Linked DNA regions of Mus musculus: region 1 is linked to region 2. Evidence: chromatin loops called from intact Hi-C (ENCODE). Cell type or tissue: gastrocnemius. All regions are shown on one strand. Links, peaks and the distances in the headings refer to the core of each region. The heading gives the core; the rest is flanking DNA.

What was found. A loop is a pair of places that touch in the nucleus more often than their neighbours do. Peaks named below come from ENCODE experiments on the same cell type or tissue, not always from the same donor. Only the 100,000 strongest peaks of a DNase experiment are listed, where the experiment ranks them.
Region 1: it touches region 2 in a loop (3-fold over the local background); 2 of 42 quality-filtered maps call a loop at or near these places.

Annotation. Positions count from the first base shown.
Region 1 is chr17:31,290,924-31,299,254 of GRCm38, reverse strand. Slc37a1 (solute carrier family 37 (glycerol-3-phosphate transporter), member 1) reads right to left here and starts at 3,031. Exons shown (of 20, transcript NM_001242427.1): 1 at 2,340-3,031. Gm30139 (a long non-coding RNA gene) reads left to right here and starts at 4,394. Exons shown (of 3, transcript XR_001782201.2): 1 at 4,394-8,331. In gastrocnemius, for the core only: CTCF peaks have their summits at 1,579, 2,641, 3,932 (motif pointing left) and 4,696 (motif pointing right); DNase peaks (open chromatin) are centred at 2,972, 3,215, 3,778, 3,876 and 1 more place; H3K4me3 peaks cover 2,742 bases; H3K27ac peaks cover 2,247 bases.
Region 2 is chr17:31,134,135-31,142,465 of GRCm38, reverse strand. It overlaps Tff2 (trefoil factor 2 (spasmolytic protein 1)), which reads left to right. Exons shown (of 4, transcript NM_009363.3): 3 at 118-264; 4 at 1,244-1,404. The coding sequence ends at 1,257. Among named protein-coding and RNA genes, the nearest start is that of Tff2, 6.0 kb to the left of the region's middle. In gastrocnemius, for the core only: a CTCF peak has its summit at 3,885 (motif pointing left); a DNase peak (open chromatin) is centred at 3,883.

The sequences.
Region 1 (8,331 bases), core at 319-8,318, 160 kb before region 2:
GGCACCATCAATGTTACATAAAGACATGGTCTCAGGAAGGCCACGGCATAGCAGACAGTTCATCAGTGTGAGTGGTTCTGCAGGTGAGCTTCAGGGAGGGCAGGGTTCCCCGCCCCATATCCTAGCTCAGAACAGAAGCAAAGAAGCCAGGGGGAGTCAGCCTGCTGGCTTAGGCCTATAGTCTCATCACTCAGGAGGCTGAGATAGAAGGACCATTTTGAGTTGGAGGCCAGCCAGGGTTACCTAGTGAGCACCAGGCCAGCCAGAGATATGGCGCAAAGATGCTGCCTCCAGACTAAACCAGAAGTTGTGGGACTTTGGCTCAAACCTCCATATTTAAATGATATCTTTCAAAGAGGGTTTGCTCAAAATGAGTTTGTTGGGCTTGGTCCCTACATGTGTGCTTCGAGTGCACATTTGAAATAATTTTGAGGTTTGATGGTTTTGACTAAAGGATTTGTTTTAAATTGTACAAGGCTTAAAAATAAAAGCCAGGATCCACTTTTTTTCCTCCACTAAAATACTGAAAACTCACCCCCGTGACCAGTGAAATCAATCTATCATACCGCCAGGCAAAACCGCCCAGCAACAGTGCCAGACAGCCTTAAAGAGTTATCAGGGAAAAAAAAAAACCCTCCTGGCTTCTATAAATAATGCTAGCCATTTCACTGAGATGATGATGTAGCTGGATGGGGGTTGGGCATCCATTCTGGAAGGAGTGCACTAGAGGATGGACAGATGTCAACTCTACATTTGGGGTATTGAAAACTCTGCTTAGCAAAGTCCTTTTCTTGCTGGCCTGAACAGCATCTCTAAAACTTGTTCCCTCAAAATTCCAGGTAATAGCTGGGTGTGGTGGTCCACGCCTTTAATCCCCGCACTCGGGAGGCAGAGGCAGGCGGATTTCTGACTTCAAGGCCAGCCTGGTCTACAAAGTGAGCTCCAGGACAGCCAGGGCTATACAGAAAAACCCTGTCTCGAAAAACAACAACAACAAAGCAAAAACAAAACAAAATTTCAGGTCATGAAGGCTACTGACACAGCCTCTCGGAGTCCAAGACATAGCTTTCCCTCTAAGATGGCAGTTCTCAGCCTGTGAGTCTCCGCCTCAACAGGGGTGCATATCAGATATCCTGCAGATCAGATATTTACATTACCTACCATGCATTTCAGTAGCAAAATTACAGCTATGAAGGAGCAATGAAATAACATGAGGAATTGTATTTAAGGGTCACAGCATTAAGAAAGGTTGAGAACCGCCGTTCTAAGAAGAGATGAGGCTAGCCCAGCTAGGTGGGCTTCATACCTAGGCCAATTCCAGGCGTTTCATTTTCCTAGGGGGTGGGAGTGGGGGTGGGGCATGCCTTCTCAGGCACAAGTACACTTCCTCCTGCCTATCCCTGAACGGAAGGGGAGCACGTGGCTCTGCTGACAGGCCTTGGCATCTAGCCCAAGGAAAGTAGTTAAAGTAGTTTTTAAATGTCACCTCTTAGAAACTCCCAGTGAATTTCAGCCCATTAGAGAAAAGGACAGGAAGGCAGTGTGATCATTGGACAGGGAAAGGAGAGCAATTAGGAGTTTTTCCATGGTGAGGCAGCACCCGACCAGGCTCAGGAGCACACAGAGAGCCCAGCCAAGCAAGAGTTGAGGGACGGACAGACACACCCACGATCCTCCCAGCTACCGGGCTCTGAGCTACCCAGAACCCATCAACCCTTCAAGGAGACTCAGGAGTGGGTGGGAGTTAGCAAAAGCAAGAGCAATGCCCCAAGGGGGGTTTTCCAGTCTTTAGCACACAGGCAACATCAAGGCAGCCTAAGGCAACCTGTCAAAATGATGGCACTTTATAAAAGGGCAAACCTGGGAACCAAACTCCCTCCAAAAGCTTCAAGAGTTTTGTTTTAAACCAAGACAAACACTAACTCCTCTAATCGAGCCCTTTCTAAGCGTTTAAAGGCTCCATTGGCCGTGGGAGATAAACAGAAACTGTTATTTTCACTTGTCCTGAGCTTAAATACAAGGAGTCAGAATTCTATCCACCATAGCTCTTAGCCCACTCACAGCAAACAACGCACCCCGGGTGTTCTCCACCGAACCAGACCTGTAACAATACTCCCAGGAACTCAGGGTGCAAACAGGACCCCCAAAAGAGGGAATTCTGTGTAAAGCCGAATAATATATTTACCAACTCGCCCAACTTCACGCAATTTAAGTTCCAGGGCGAGAAGGCAGGTAGGGAGGCAGGCAGGTGCAGAGAGCTCTAAAGACCAGGAAAAAGCACCTTAAGAATTTAAACCAAGAGCAAGGGGAGGGTCTTCCGTTCAAATGCAAATCTTTACCTGCGGGCCACCAAGATCCTTGGGTGGACCCTAAGTGCGCGGAGCTGGGGGACTTTTCCGGTGGTTTAAACCCTTTATTACCGCCCAGACGGTGGCTGTCACTGCGTTGGCCACAGAGCCCGGGCTCCGGGAAGCAGTTCTTTTAGCAAACAAACAACCGGAGCCCAGGGTGCTGGCTGAGAGCTTTCCCAAGGGCTTTGCGAGCCGGCTCCTCCTCCCAGGTCCTACAGCCGCTTGGCCGGGTGGTGAAGGCTACAGGCACGCCCACGTCCCCTACGAGCGGCAGCAGACAAAGCGCTGGGTCTCCGGCAGGCGTCTTCTCACAGCTGTCACTCGCGGCCTGGGGCCGGGAGGGGACCCAGCATCACAGCTAGGCGACCCCAGCCCCCGGGTCTCAGGGAACCTTTTGCTTCCACTTTCCCCGGGAATTCAACGTCACCAGCACCGGATCGCCCCCGCACTGTCTCTCAAGGCCACTCTAGGAGCCCTTACTTCAAAGACGTCCCACTCTAGGAAAAGCGCTTGGTTTGTCCCCGGCTCTCCAGCCACACAGCAGAGGGAGACAAACGGCGGAGAGGCCGAAGCGGGGCCCACGGCAGGTGCGTGGCGGCTGGCAGGTGAGCGCCGCTGGGGAGGGTCCTCCGTTGTCCCCGCGCCTACCTGCGCTCCGCAGCCCGCGTCGCGTGCTTCCTGCCGTCGACTTCCTGGAGCGGCCGCCCTTTCACTTTCCCGGCCCTGTGAACGCCGACCCTGTGCGGCTCCTCCCTCTCCCGCGCGCCCCCTGACCCCGGCCCCGCGCGCGCCCAAGGGATGCTCAGATCGCACACAGCCCGGAGATGCTCAGCTGGAGCATCCTCTAGCTGTTCCTGGGTCCCCACACCTGCCTGTCATGCTCTCCTAGGCCCCGCAGGACGCCGGGCTCTTACTGGCATGGTGCCCAGCAGCCAAACGCTAGCTCCTAGGGGACCTCACCACCACCAGGCTTTTGTCCCCGAGGCGGACCTTACTAATGCCAGCGACATAGACAAGTTCCGAGGTAAAGATTTGCTCCCTCGGAGTCCTGGACTGAGGATGGCCTCTCTCGGCCTACCACATCAAGTGTCAAGAGTCAAGAGCATCCGGTATGCTACAAATGGAGCTGGCACACGCCTGGTACCGCACCTGTGTCAGTGTGATAAATGGCTTGCATGGTTAAGTCCTGAAGGCCAGCCACCCCGGTCATGAGAAGTGCCCTGGCACACAGCTTCCTGGTCAATTCCGGATAATTATCTTTCAAACCCCACACCTCCTGCCAAGAATTGATCCTGGAAAGTCCGGGAAGGGCCTGATTACTTTTCTAAAGGGCATCTGCCTCACGCCTCCACGTGTCGGCCTGGCCTGGCATCCAAAGCCAGTCCTGCCGCTCAGCCCCCTGCCGCAGATCAGCACCTGCCTGGAACAGCAAAACCAGGCAGGAAAACAACTTCCTAGGAACACCCACTGGGTAAAACCGTGCCTAAACCAAAACCAACCCGATGCATGAACAGAGAGAGCCAGGGCGAGGGTGAGGAGTGTTTGGCGGGGGTAACTAGCGCCCTCTTCAGACTGGTTGGTGTACAGGCGGCCCACAGCTTCACTCTCCTCCCCACAGCCCACCCGCGCCACAAGCGCGAACGCAGTCTGCTGAATTGGGGAAGGCCCAGCCATACTTCTATCTACAGGCTTTTGAGAAGTGTTCTGTACCCTACAAGCAAAGTTGACTTCCTGTTTGAGCCACCTGCACCCACATCTCATATAGAAGTGGCCGGGGAACTCTGGCCACTCTACCCTGTTCCTTTGGCTAGATGTTTCCCACCCCACCCCCCTTTTTTTCCTCCCTAACTCTCCATTCCTTGTAGGCAGCAACTCAAGTGGACGCTTACATCTACTCTAGGCGCCTCCTCCCCATGTCACTAGTTCTCAGGCCTGCCATCACCAAGCTTGCTCAAGAGTCCCTTGCCCTTATGCCTGTGTTCCGTGGTTTTGTTTTGTTTTCTGTAGCTGCCCCAAACTACCCCAGCCAAAGTAAAATTTGAGCTCCCCAACTTGATTGACCACTTTTAGAAGGCCTTTCCTTACAACAGAGAACACAGCCTCCCGAGGAAGCTGAGACAGGACCCTGAGGCCAATTGCTCAGCCGAAGAGCCTCAGAAAAACTTCCGGGTTTTTCAGTTCCCAAGAACGAGACTTTCCACATTAGTTAGTTAGGATTTCTTTTCTGAGTCTGTGGTTTTTGAGTGAGCTCAGACTTTGAGAATTGTTGAAATAGAAAGAATTTGAGATATCGTCTCTAGATTCTGTTTAAAAATAACCTAGTGAGGCCAGTTTACCTCCCAGACTCTAGGGGGCGCAGGATCTCTCTCTCTTTCTCTCGTTTTTCATTTTTCAAAACAGGGCTTCTCTGTGTAGCCCTGGGACTCACTCTGTAGACCAGGCTGGCCTCGAGCTCAGAAATCCGCCTGCCTCTGCCTCCCAAGTGCTGGGATTAAAGGCCTGCGCCACCACTGCCCAGCTAGAAAAACCTCGCTTAAGACAGTGAAACAGTTATGGGATTTTTTTTTCTTCCACAAATAAAGAAAAACCAAAATGACAATTTTCGCACAGATACTGGAGTCAGCCAGAAGGAGTCTGATGGCCTGTGTAGAGAGAGCATTTGCTGAAAATGCCAATCTTAGAATCTTAGTTAAGTAAGATTACATTTGCTTATTCCTTCACATAGGACGAGGTATATGCTGTGGATATACCTACACTTTCCTAGAAACATGACACATCGGAGCGATCCTGTTATTTTTGGTCATAGCCACTGCATTTGCAGGCTATGTACTTCCACGAGGACAGATATCCCTCTGAGGAACAGCAGTAATTACACACTTGACTTTCAGCCATCCCACACATCGGAAATACCCTAGTTGAATGAATCTGAGGAGGACTTTCAGTAGACAAAGTAGACAAAGCTATCTTAACAGGCTTCTTCGTATTACACTTGATTTTACCATTCATTATTACAGCCCTAGGAGTCGTTCACCTCTTGTTCCTCTATGAGACAGGTTCAAATAACCCAACAGGCCTAAACTCAGCCGCAGACAAATTCCATTCCACCCATACTAGACAATTAAAGACATTTTAGGCATATTTGTTATAATCCTATTTTTGGGGTTTTATTTGGGGGGGGGTTGTTTTGTTTTTTCGAGACAGGGTTTCTCTGTATAGCCCTGGCTGTCCTGGAGCTCACTTTGTAGACCAGGCTGGCCTTGAACTCAGAAATCTGCCTGCCTCTGCCTCCCGAGTGCTGGAATTAAAGGCGTGCGCCACCACGCCTGGCTATAATCCTATTTTTAAAAATAATCTTAGTCCTGTTCTTCCCAGAGAAGACCCTGGAGATCCTGACAATTATACACCAGCTAACCCACTCCACACCCCACCCCACATCAAGCCAGAATGATATCCCTTATTTGCTTATGCCATCCTGTGCTCCATCCCCAACAAAGTAGGAGGAGTACTAGCCCTAATTTTATCAATCCTAGTCCTAGCTTTCCTACCCTTCCCACATACTTCTAAACCATGCATCATAATCTTCTGCCAATCACTCAAACCTTATATTGAGTTTTAGTAGCAAATCTACTTATCCTAACCTGAATCGGAGGTCAACCCATAGAACACCCCTTTATTATCATTGGACTACTGGCTTCTATTAGTTACTTCTCTATTATTCTAATTCTAATACCCACTCTCAGGAATAATTGAAGATAAAATACTAAAATGCAATCTATGCCCTGATAGTATAGCACTTTGGTCTTATAAACCAAAAATGAAGAGCTGTCATCTCAAGGCATCAAGAAGAAGGAGTATGTCTCCACCATCAACACCCAAAGCTAATATTCTCATTAAGCTACTTCTTGGACAGTACATAAAATTATTTAATACAGTAGAACACTAATGTATATTGCGCATTAATTTATTTTCCGCTAGCATATAAGCAAGTTAATGTTTCATAATATATATTTCAGATGGATCTTTATATGGTTATAAGAAACACTCAAATGTGTTGAGGCAAGATGCGTGTGGGTAAAACTTTTAATACATTTTGAAGTGGAGATTTGTGGTGCTGGCCACAAGGCTGGCAGGTTTTATACTTCAGAGGCTATGAGAAAGCATTGGGTGTTCCCACCATGATCTGTGGACCACGGTCCTCTTGCCTCAGCCTCCTGAGTCCCGAGGTCTATGACTAGCTCCCCCCTGCTCTCTCCCCCCTAGGAATAGCCAGACGCTTTCACATGGTAGGTGCATGTTCTACCACTGTACACCCCAGACCTAGGAGTTATTTTTAAATCAAATTTTAAAAAATTAATGAAAAGACAGAAAAAGAGAAAGAAAGAGAGAGAGAGAGAGAGAGAGAAAGGAAGGGAGAGAGAGAGAGAAAGGAAGGGAGAGAGAGAGAGAAAGGAAGGGAGAGAGAGAGAAAGGAAGGGAGAGAGAGAGAGAAAGGAAAGAAGGAAGGAAGGAAGGAAGGAAGGAAGGAAGGAGTTTGTGTTAGCCCTAGGTAGTGACTTTTTTACCAATGGCACTGTAGGCACTACTACTTGAATTAGGGATGTATTTAGAGAGAGGAGCTTTGATCTATCTATCTATTTTCCTGAGATAGGGTTTTTCTGTATAGCCCCGACTGCCTTGGAACTCACTTTGTAGACCAGGCTGGCCACAAACTCACAGAGATTCTGGGATTAAAGGCAGCACCACCAAGCCTGGCTTGAGCCACGCATTCACAAGTGGCTTCACTAAATGACCTGTAGAAGACAGACTGGGCCAATGTTCTTGTTTCTAAGACCCCTTGGCAATGTCTTCCAGTAGAATAACTTTATTTTATTTTTTCTCCCTATCTGTAGGATATGGGAAGTGACCACACAGGATCTAAACTGGATCCTTACTGGAGTAGGGCTCATATAAAGCCTGGAATCAAATGTGGGGGAGGGTGCAGATCTTTGCAGGTCTCTGCAACTGAACTCTCCTCCAGTGCATCTGTCTCCCATGGTTTCCCTGTGTCTGCTGCATCTGTCTCCCATGGTTTCCCTGTGTCTGCTGCATCTGTCTCCCATGGTTTCCCTGTGTCTGCTGCATCTGTCTCCCATGGTTTCCCTGTGTCTGCTGCATCTGTCTCCCATGGTTTCCCTGTGTCTGCTGCATCTGTCTCCCATGGTTTCCCTGTGTCTGCTGCATCTGTCTCCCATGGTTTCCCTGTGTCTGCTGCATCTGTCTCCCATGGTTTCCCTGTGTCTGCTGCATCTGTCTCCCATGGTTTCCCTGTGTCTGCTGCATCTGTCTCCCATGGTTTCCCTGTGTCTGCTGCATCTGTCTCCCATGGTTTCCCTGTGTCTGCTGCATCTGTCTCCCATGGTTTCCCTGTGTCTTAAGCTTATAGTTAGCACAAGGCCAGATGCATGGAAACAGGAAAAAAAAAAAAAAAAGTCTGACCCCTGTGGTGTCATTCCTGCCAAAACAGCTGGTGGAGACAAATGTGACAAGCGAATTGGACAATTTCTACAAGGTCTCCCCAAAAGGATCAAGAACCTTCAGCTGTGGTTTGGAAAACCATGCAGCTCAAATGAAGAGGGTGTGCTTTTAAAGTTCCCTGTGGGCCTATGTATGTGATGATTTACGAAGAGAGAGTCTGCTTACTGAACACAGTGTGCTAATGCCTCTGTGGGAAACAACAACTCATAGCTTCTTCCTAAAACCCAAGTGGTGTCACTAGCATCTCCGGTCTCCTAGCCTGGGGAAAGTTTGCTTCCTGAGGAAGCCCTGGGTTGCGCCTCCTGAAGCTACGCTGCTCAACAGTGAGTGTCAGTTATTGGCCTCAGGAGCCTGCACCCTCTGTGCCTTCTTACTGTGGTCATGGGAGGTGCTGGGCCCTGGGCTCATCTGGGCACACACTCCTTCCCATTTTGCTTATTGCTTCAACTTCCGCCATCAGGAGCCT
Region 2 (8,331 bases), core at 68-8,067:
AGCTCCTTGGGACACTCAGAGCCTGCAAATTCAGTGTCCCTAAGAAGGCAGACCTTGTAGCCCTCAGTGAGTGTCCAGCCTGACAAAGCCTTGGATGTTGCTCTTCCTCACAACCAGAATCGGAGCAGTGTGTCATGGAAGTGTCAGCTCGCAAGAATTGTGGGTACCCGGGCATCAGTCCCGAGGACTGTGCCAGTCGAAACTGCTGCTTTTCCAACCTGATCTTTGAAGTGCCCTGGTGTTTCTTCCCACAGTCTGTGGAAGGTAATGGTTGTCGGTGGGGCCTGCCTGGAACCTGGCAAGAGCCATTCCCACCCACACTCACCTGCTGAGGGTCCCTCCTGTGTGTGTGTGTGTCTGTGTCTGAGTGTGTACCTGTGTGTCTATATCCGTATGTGTACCTGTATGTGTACATGACTACTGTTCCTGTGTACCTGTGTGTATGTATCTGTATGTATACCTCTGTGTGTGCGTACTCTGTGTATCGTATCTCTGTGTGTGTGCGCCTCCGTGTGTGTACACCTCTGAGTGTGTATGTATTTGTATGTGTACTTGTACATGTGCGTGTGTACTGTGTGTACTTGTGTGTATGTACCAGTGTGTGCCTCTGTGTGTGTATGTGCGTGCCTGCATGTGGAGGTACTCTGCAGAGTTTGGGTGCTTCCCTTAGTCCTTCTCCCCCATAGTTTTTGAGACAGGGTCTCTCACTGAATGCAGAGTTTACCGATTGGCTAGGCTGGCTGGCTAGTGAGCTCTGCTCCAACCTGTTCCCCAAACTAGTGGGGTTTTTGTTTTGTTTGTTTTGTTTTTGTTTTGTTTGCTTGTTTTCTGGAGCTGAGGACTGAACCCAGGGCCTTGTGCTTGCTAGGCAAGCACTCTACCACGGAGCTAAATCCTGAACCCCAGCACTAGTGTTAAAGATATGCCCACAACACCTGTCTTTTTATGTAGGATCTGGGGATCTGAACTCGGACCCTCGGGCTTGTACAACAGGTGCTTTACTCATTGAGCCACACCCTCCCCTGCCTTGGCCTGCTCTCAGGGGTTTGTTCTATGGCCACCCACACTGGTCAGCAGGCTCCCTTGGGGAATCTCTAACGGTTTGGGGAGAACAGGCCCCATCGTTCCTGTCCCACTCTGTCCTTGTTCAGAACCTGTCTATGATGGGGCAGCCACACTTCTGAGCGCAGGCACTCATGCCTCCTTGGCGTCCTGACCAACCACCTTGCTTTTGCATCTCCAGATTGTCACTACTGAGAGTTGCTACTGCCGAGCCACCCGTTCCCTGGGAGCTGCAAGCCAGAAGAAAGTTTCAACCAGACTTCATCAATCTCTGGGGTTTCTAAAACCATCTTGACCCTTAGCAGTGGCTAGACACAGCATTTTCCAAGTAAAGAAAAGTTGAAAAACCTGGCAATTTTTATTTTGGTTTCCTTGAGGCAGATGTACAATGGCGGTGTGTACACACCGATCGTACGCGAATGTGTGCGTGTTTTCGGGAGTGTGTTTGTGTGTGTGTGTGTGTGCACCTAGGTGTGAATACATGGAGTGTACACAGGTATATACACAGGTATGCGAATGCATGCATGTGCATGTGTGTGTGTAAGTATGTGAATATGTGCGCGTGTATGAACACATCAGAGTGCACATGTGCATATATAAGCAACAGTGCATATAGCACTCTTCCATCCCTCTGAGAGCCTCAAGCCACTAGTTACTTCTGGGCCACTCCAGCAACAACAGTGTTCTGCCTATGTGAACTTCAGAATCTACCATCTCTATGAGACCACACACTCAGTTCTCTTTAGAGAGCACAATGGACTCCGACCTCAGACCCTATAGGATAACGCATGACTGCTGATCACAGTTCCTCAGGTCTTTCTGGTTTATCAACTGCCCTGCAGGCTACCCACTTGTGATGTGGGTCCCTGGCCACTGGTTGCCTTCTCTTCTTGATGTGAACAGGAACAGTGGGGATCTGGGCCTTGGGAAGTCACCCTGAACTGTGGTTTTTGACCTGAGAGCATCTTTAGTAACATTCGAATGGAAGTTACTGAAAGGAAGCTTCATTTTAATGAGGTAGTTCTGGGTAAGGAGGCCCCAGCAGGGGCCATTCTTCATTGCATTGTCTAAGACAGTGGTTCTCGGCCTGTGGGTGGTGGCCCTGTTGACAAACCTATAAGTCCAAACATAGTTACATTAGGATTCATAACAGTAGCAATGAACTAATTTTATGGTTGGGGTCACCACAACATGAGGGACTATACTAAAGGATCCCAACATTAAGAATGTTGAGAATCACCAGTCCGAGGACCATTAATGTCTCCAGTTAGAGGCCAGGAGGGTGTGGTGATGGTGTAAGGCTGGCTTCTGATAAATTTCTCATCTCTTTTCCTTTCCCCAGCCTAAGCTGACTGGTTAGCCTTGCCCAGTGATCCACTCCTGCTGCCGGGGTGGGGGTGGGGATGGGGAATGGGGGTGGGTAGGGGGTGGAGGGAGGTGGGAGGGTAAGGGGTTGGGGGAACCCCGAGTTCCAGGACTAGGGCTTGGCCCGCGGGTTTGCTCCACTCCTACCTCGCTTCCTTCTTAAACTCTTTGGTGAAGTTTGCTCCATTTTCTGAGCCAGTTATACTCAGCTGCATGGTCATCCAACAACAGTGCTACGGCTTGTTTTCCTATGAGAAAACACCGACCAAAAACAGCCCAGAAGGGAACGATTTCCTTGGCTTACACTTCCCTATCATAGGCCGCCGTGACGGGAAGTCGGGACAGGAACTCAGAACAGAAACCCGAGACAGGAGCCAATGCTGAGGCCACGAAGGGTGCTGCTTATGCGATTGTTCCTCCTGGGTTGCTCAGCCTGCTTTCTTATATGCCCCATGACCATCTCCTAGGGATGCGGCAGCACCGATACTGAGCCTCCACATCAAGAAAATGCTCCACAGGCCAACCCGATAGAGACATCTGGTCAGGTGTGGATTCATTTCCAGAATGGCCCTGGCCTGTGTGGAGCAGACCAAATACAACACAGCTGTCTTCATCGCTCTGGGCTCTGCTTGTTAGTCCCAGGCTTGGAGCCTGCTTAGGCTCCGGGATACTCTAACTCTTGCTTGCCCCACACTGACCTAGCCAACCGTGTGGCATCCCCTGCCTTCCCCGGAGGGCCACTAACAGTCTCTTGATTCAATCAGAAACACACCTTTCTTTTCCCTTTAGCCTCACTTCCTCATCTCGTCTCCTTCCCATCTCTTCCCTCGGTGGCTTCCACCTTCTCTACCTGTTCTTCTATGCCATTTGCCATCATAGGCACCCATCGTGAGTGCCACCGTCCGAGGACACGAGAGGTGGAAAAGGCAGGGCCTGGTGGGAGGGTCTTGCAGCCCACAATCTGATAAGAAGCAGATGAACAAGGGGTTTGGGACACCCCTCCACCCACACATTCACCCGCCCTGGCTCTTTGAGTCTCAGACTTGCCCCATGTCTCCCTGGTCACACCCCCTCCTGCCCTTCAGTATTGTGAACTGTCACCAATTTTCTAGCCTCTCCCACTTCCCCAGACCCTCATGCTTGTGGAAACAGCTGGGGAAGGAGCCCAGGCTGTCCACGGGATATCCTTGGCTTCCGGTTAATCATATGGATTGGAAAAAAAACTTGCCTTGCTCCACAGCCCTGCTGGAAGGCACCCACACCAACCTTTCTGGGTCTCCTGGAGGGTTGGAGGACAGGACACGGTCCTCAGCCACAACTGCCAGGTTTTACCAAAAGGTCCATGACCTGTAGCCCTCATATTTATTTTGTCATCTCTGGCACTTTAATTAGATGTGCATGTGAATCCTGTGTGGTTGTTCCCACCTGGCAGTCCTTGTTCTCTAGTGCCCTCTACTGGCTGACTCCAGGAGAAGCTTCTCTGTCGCCACTGCCAAGGGCCAACCACTGTCAGATGCCAACCCAGCGTCTTCTCATTAGTAGAACTCACAAAGACAACAGTTATACCATGGACTTTTGTTTAACATTAGGTGTATTGATGTATGAGTCACGCTCCATAAAATTTAAACAAGTAGCAGGGCGGAGGTGGCACACAACTTTAAATCAAGTACTTGGGAGACAGAGGCTAAAGAATCTCTGAGTTTGAGGCCACCCTGGTCTGTAGAGCAAGTTCTAGGACAGCCAGGGATACAGAGAGAAACCCTGTCTCAAACAAAACATAACAAAAATAATAAAACGTAAGTAAATGCAGTAAGTTTGTCAAATGCACACAATTGTGTAAATATTATTTTAGTCAAGCACAGAGTATCGTTTGACCCTACTCCACCAAACCTCTTGATGCCCTTCACGGTTAGAGCCCTGCCCTATCACCTGCCCCTCCAAGGACCCAATGATCAACTTTCCTCCTGGCTCCATCTCTCTTAGAGCTTCCTGTGTGTGTCCTGTACAGTACGGCGTGACAGCTCGTTCTCGCAGAGCCCGTATGCTTGCCAGGCTGTCACCTGTAAGGAAGCTCTGTTCTTTACCATTGCTGAGCCATGTTCGTTCCATGGTTTTGGATGGACCTCTGAGTTGTTCCTAGAGTTTACTTATAAATGACGTCACCAGAAGCCCCTGGGCATAAGTTTTTAGACATACTTTGGTAAGTGGTTGATCTCTAACTTCGTAAGAGTCAGGGGAATTGTAATCACCCCATTTCTCCTCGCCACCAGCAATGGGTGAGGTGACCGGATGCTCTCTGCGTCCAGATCCTTTTCATCTTAACTTACTTTCATCAATTAGCAAATGCTATTGAGCATCTCATGGGCTTATGGTTTTTTTTTTAATAGTATTCTCTGACAAAGCCTGTCTGGATGGTTCATTTATCCTTTTTTAATATTAAAATATTATTTTCATTCGGTCATACACATGCCATGGCAGGTATGTGGAGTTCAGATGACAGATTATGGGTATTGGTTCTCACCTCCCAACACGTGAGTCCGGGGATTGAACTCAGGTCCTCAGGTTTGACAGCAAGCACCTTTTCCCACTGAGCCATCTTGCCAGCCCCAGCTTATACCCTTTTAATCAAATGGTGTTTCCTTTGTTGTTTCCTTTGCTTGTTTCTGACTGTGTTCTTACATCCAAATACAACTCCTCTATCAGAGCTGAGTGTGGTGGTTTGTTGTGAAGATTTCAGCAGAGAAGACTGCTCTGATGTGGGCTTAAGCCAATAAAAAGTATTAGCCAACCAATAACTAGACTGGGTGCTCAGGATCCCAGTGTTGCCCTGAGCCTTTCTCAGCATGAGCTTTTAAGCACACACACACACAAAAACAAACAAACAAACAAACAAACAAACAAACAAAAAACAAAAAACAAAAAACAAAAAACAAAAAAAAACAAAACAAAAAAAAAACCCACATCCTGGGTTGACATACTTCGGTTAACAGAACAGTTAGTCAGAAGTGGAACCACACAAGCCAAAAAGGTAAGTTTGGTACATTTACAGACTTTCCCAAAGCAATGAACTTTGATGGATCAGGTCTTTGTTTTTGTTTGTTTGTTTGTTTCTGTCAGGTGGTGCTGTCTATGGGCTGAATTTTTCAGCCTGAATGGAGTCAGTTGTGCTGAGGTCTGGGGGCCTATTACAGGTTCACCCTGTAACTCCTGGGTTTGAGAGCCTGAGGTAGGGAGGCGTCTGTGAGGTTGAAGCCAGCCCTGGCTGCAGGGGGAGTTCCAGGCCAGGCCAGGTTTACACACAACAAACCATTAAGTCCTCTATGGAGGTGTGCTGGGTAGCTATTTCCTTCTGGCCTCTGACTGCACCTTTAGCTCACTTTGGCAGCGTCTGGCAAAGAGCAAATCCTTCTAATTTTGATTGATTTCGTGTGTGTGTGTGTGTGTGTGTGTGTGTGTGTGTGTGTGTGTGTGTGCAGCCTGTCTGAAACCATCTGCTTTAACCCAAGGCACAAACACTTCCTGTTAACACTTTCTTCTAGGAGAGCCGTGACATTAATGCCCACATCTCCTGTGTGACACCTCTTAGGGAGACCTGTGGGGTTTTCTGTCATTTCCTCCAGAGCAGCCATTGCAGTGTGAAGACTCCTTGGTGCATAAAGCTCTTTCAGGGTTCTGAGAGACTCTGGGTGGACCTGCTCTTCAGAACTTCTGGTTGCTCACTGTCCTTCAGCCTCAGTCTCTGCCAGAACAATTCTGGTGTGCTGGTGCCGTCCGAGAACTCATCTGTCTCGCCCAGTTTTTGTATCTATTTTTCATATTTATTGACTACTATTATATATGTATGTGCTCACATGTGCCGTGGCACGCATGTGGTAGTCTGAAGGCAAATCTGTGGAGCCTGGTCTCTCCTTCCACCTTTACATAGATCCCAGGGATCGAACTCAGATTGCCTCGCTTGAGTGGCAAGCTCCTTTACCCCCTGAGCCATCCTGCTGGCCCATTGCTCTTTTGAAATGTCAACATTTCTTGGTGTGCGTGTGTGTGTGTGTGTGTGTGTGTGTGTGTGTGTGTGAGAGAGAGAGAGAGAGAGAGAGAGAGAGAGAGAGAGAGAGAGAAGCCTGATAATGACTGTAACATTTCCACTTTATAGAATTTACTGTTTTCTCCCTGAACAAACACACCATTAAATGCTGGGAACATAAGCAATTGTATTACTTCAGGATCCATGTCTGATATACATCAGCACATATGTGGCTTCCTGACTACCTCTGCAAATCTGTCACCTTACTATCCTTGTCCACTTAGCTTCTCTTATCACAGTGGTGTTTCCTCTGCCAGTAGAGACTTTGGACCATATATATGTATACATATACATCATATACATATACATGCACACATACATATACAAACATACACATACATGCATACACACACATATATGTGTGTGTATATATATATATGTTATATATTATATATATATTGTTTTTTGAGACAGGGTTTCTCAGTGTAACAGCCCTGGATGTTCTGGAACTCACTTTGTAGACCAGGCTGGTCTCAAACTCAGAAATCCCCCTGCCTCTGCCTCCCCAGTGCTGGGATTAAGGCGTGCACCACCAGTGCCCGGCTATAAATTAGATTTTGGATGAGACACCCAATACCCTTCTGGTTCCACTTCATGCTATGCTGTGAGTCCCTGTCAGTGACTTTGGGTGATTTCTACAATGGCTTGAAGATCTTTCGTGTTGATTACTGTAAAGGCGTGCCAGGTCACAAAGGGTGGGCACCCCCGGCTCCTCACACTCCCCAGTCCTTATCACTCAGAAGCCTCCTAATGACCCATGGGTTACTTATCATCCCTTCTGCTTTATGGCTGTGTTGTTTGCCCTGTACCTGGGCATACAAGAGTATTGATTACAATCTAAATAGCCCTCATAGCAGCAGAGGGAGCTGCCCCAGGATACTGCCTGCTGCTGCTTTACCCAGCTCTGTCCAGCCAGATTAGCCAGCAATTGCGCAGCCTTGGAGACAGTTTTCTAATCCCTTAGGAGTCCCATGGCTGCTCAGAGTCAGGCGATCACTGATAACTAACGTCTGCCCTTACAGCACAGAGCTGGGGCACATACTTCTGATGGCTGTGCTTCAGACCAGGGCATCAGTGTTTATTACCGAAGCTTATTTATTCTGCTCGCTGTGCCCCTGCAATGGCTACTCTCTGTCTTGTGAGGCACTAGGGAGGTGAGCAGGAAGAAGCCCCACCTTCCCCCAGTAGAAGAGGCACAGGGCAGAGAGAAACTCAAGGACAACCGGGCCAAAAGTTCTGCCTAGGGAAGGAAGCCACGGTGGCGTGAAGTGTGGGCTTTGACCAGCAACAGTGGGGCGAATCCAACTGGCCCCAGTGTTAAAAGCCTGTGAAGTTTGCTATACAAGATAGTCATAACCGTAATAACTAGCAGCAGCACACTGGTCTCCAGTTCACCACGGGGCTCTACCACACACCCTGCCACCGATATGTCTTGCCTGAGTCTATGGAGTCTAGTTACCTTCTGAAACTTCCAGCCCAGGGAATTTTCCAGGTTATAAAACTCCTATATATTTTTTTTATGCATTGTGGCAAATGCATTCAGTGAGTAGTCACGTCTAATTGCTGTTCACACTAGTGGTCAATAGAATTGAAAAGAAAGCCCAACTTGGCCATTTCCATTCATCAACCCCAGTGGTAGCACAAGGTGGTGTGCAGGAATGGTCCCTTCCCCTCTAAACAAAGGTGAGCGAACTACGCCCCAACTGCTGTCTGCAGATGCTCCTTGAACAGGATGCTTCTGGTTTGGGTCTCTTCCAGCATCTAGCTCTGTGTCTTGGCACCCTGGATCGTCCCATGCCCCATGCCTTAGAGGCGTTTCTTGT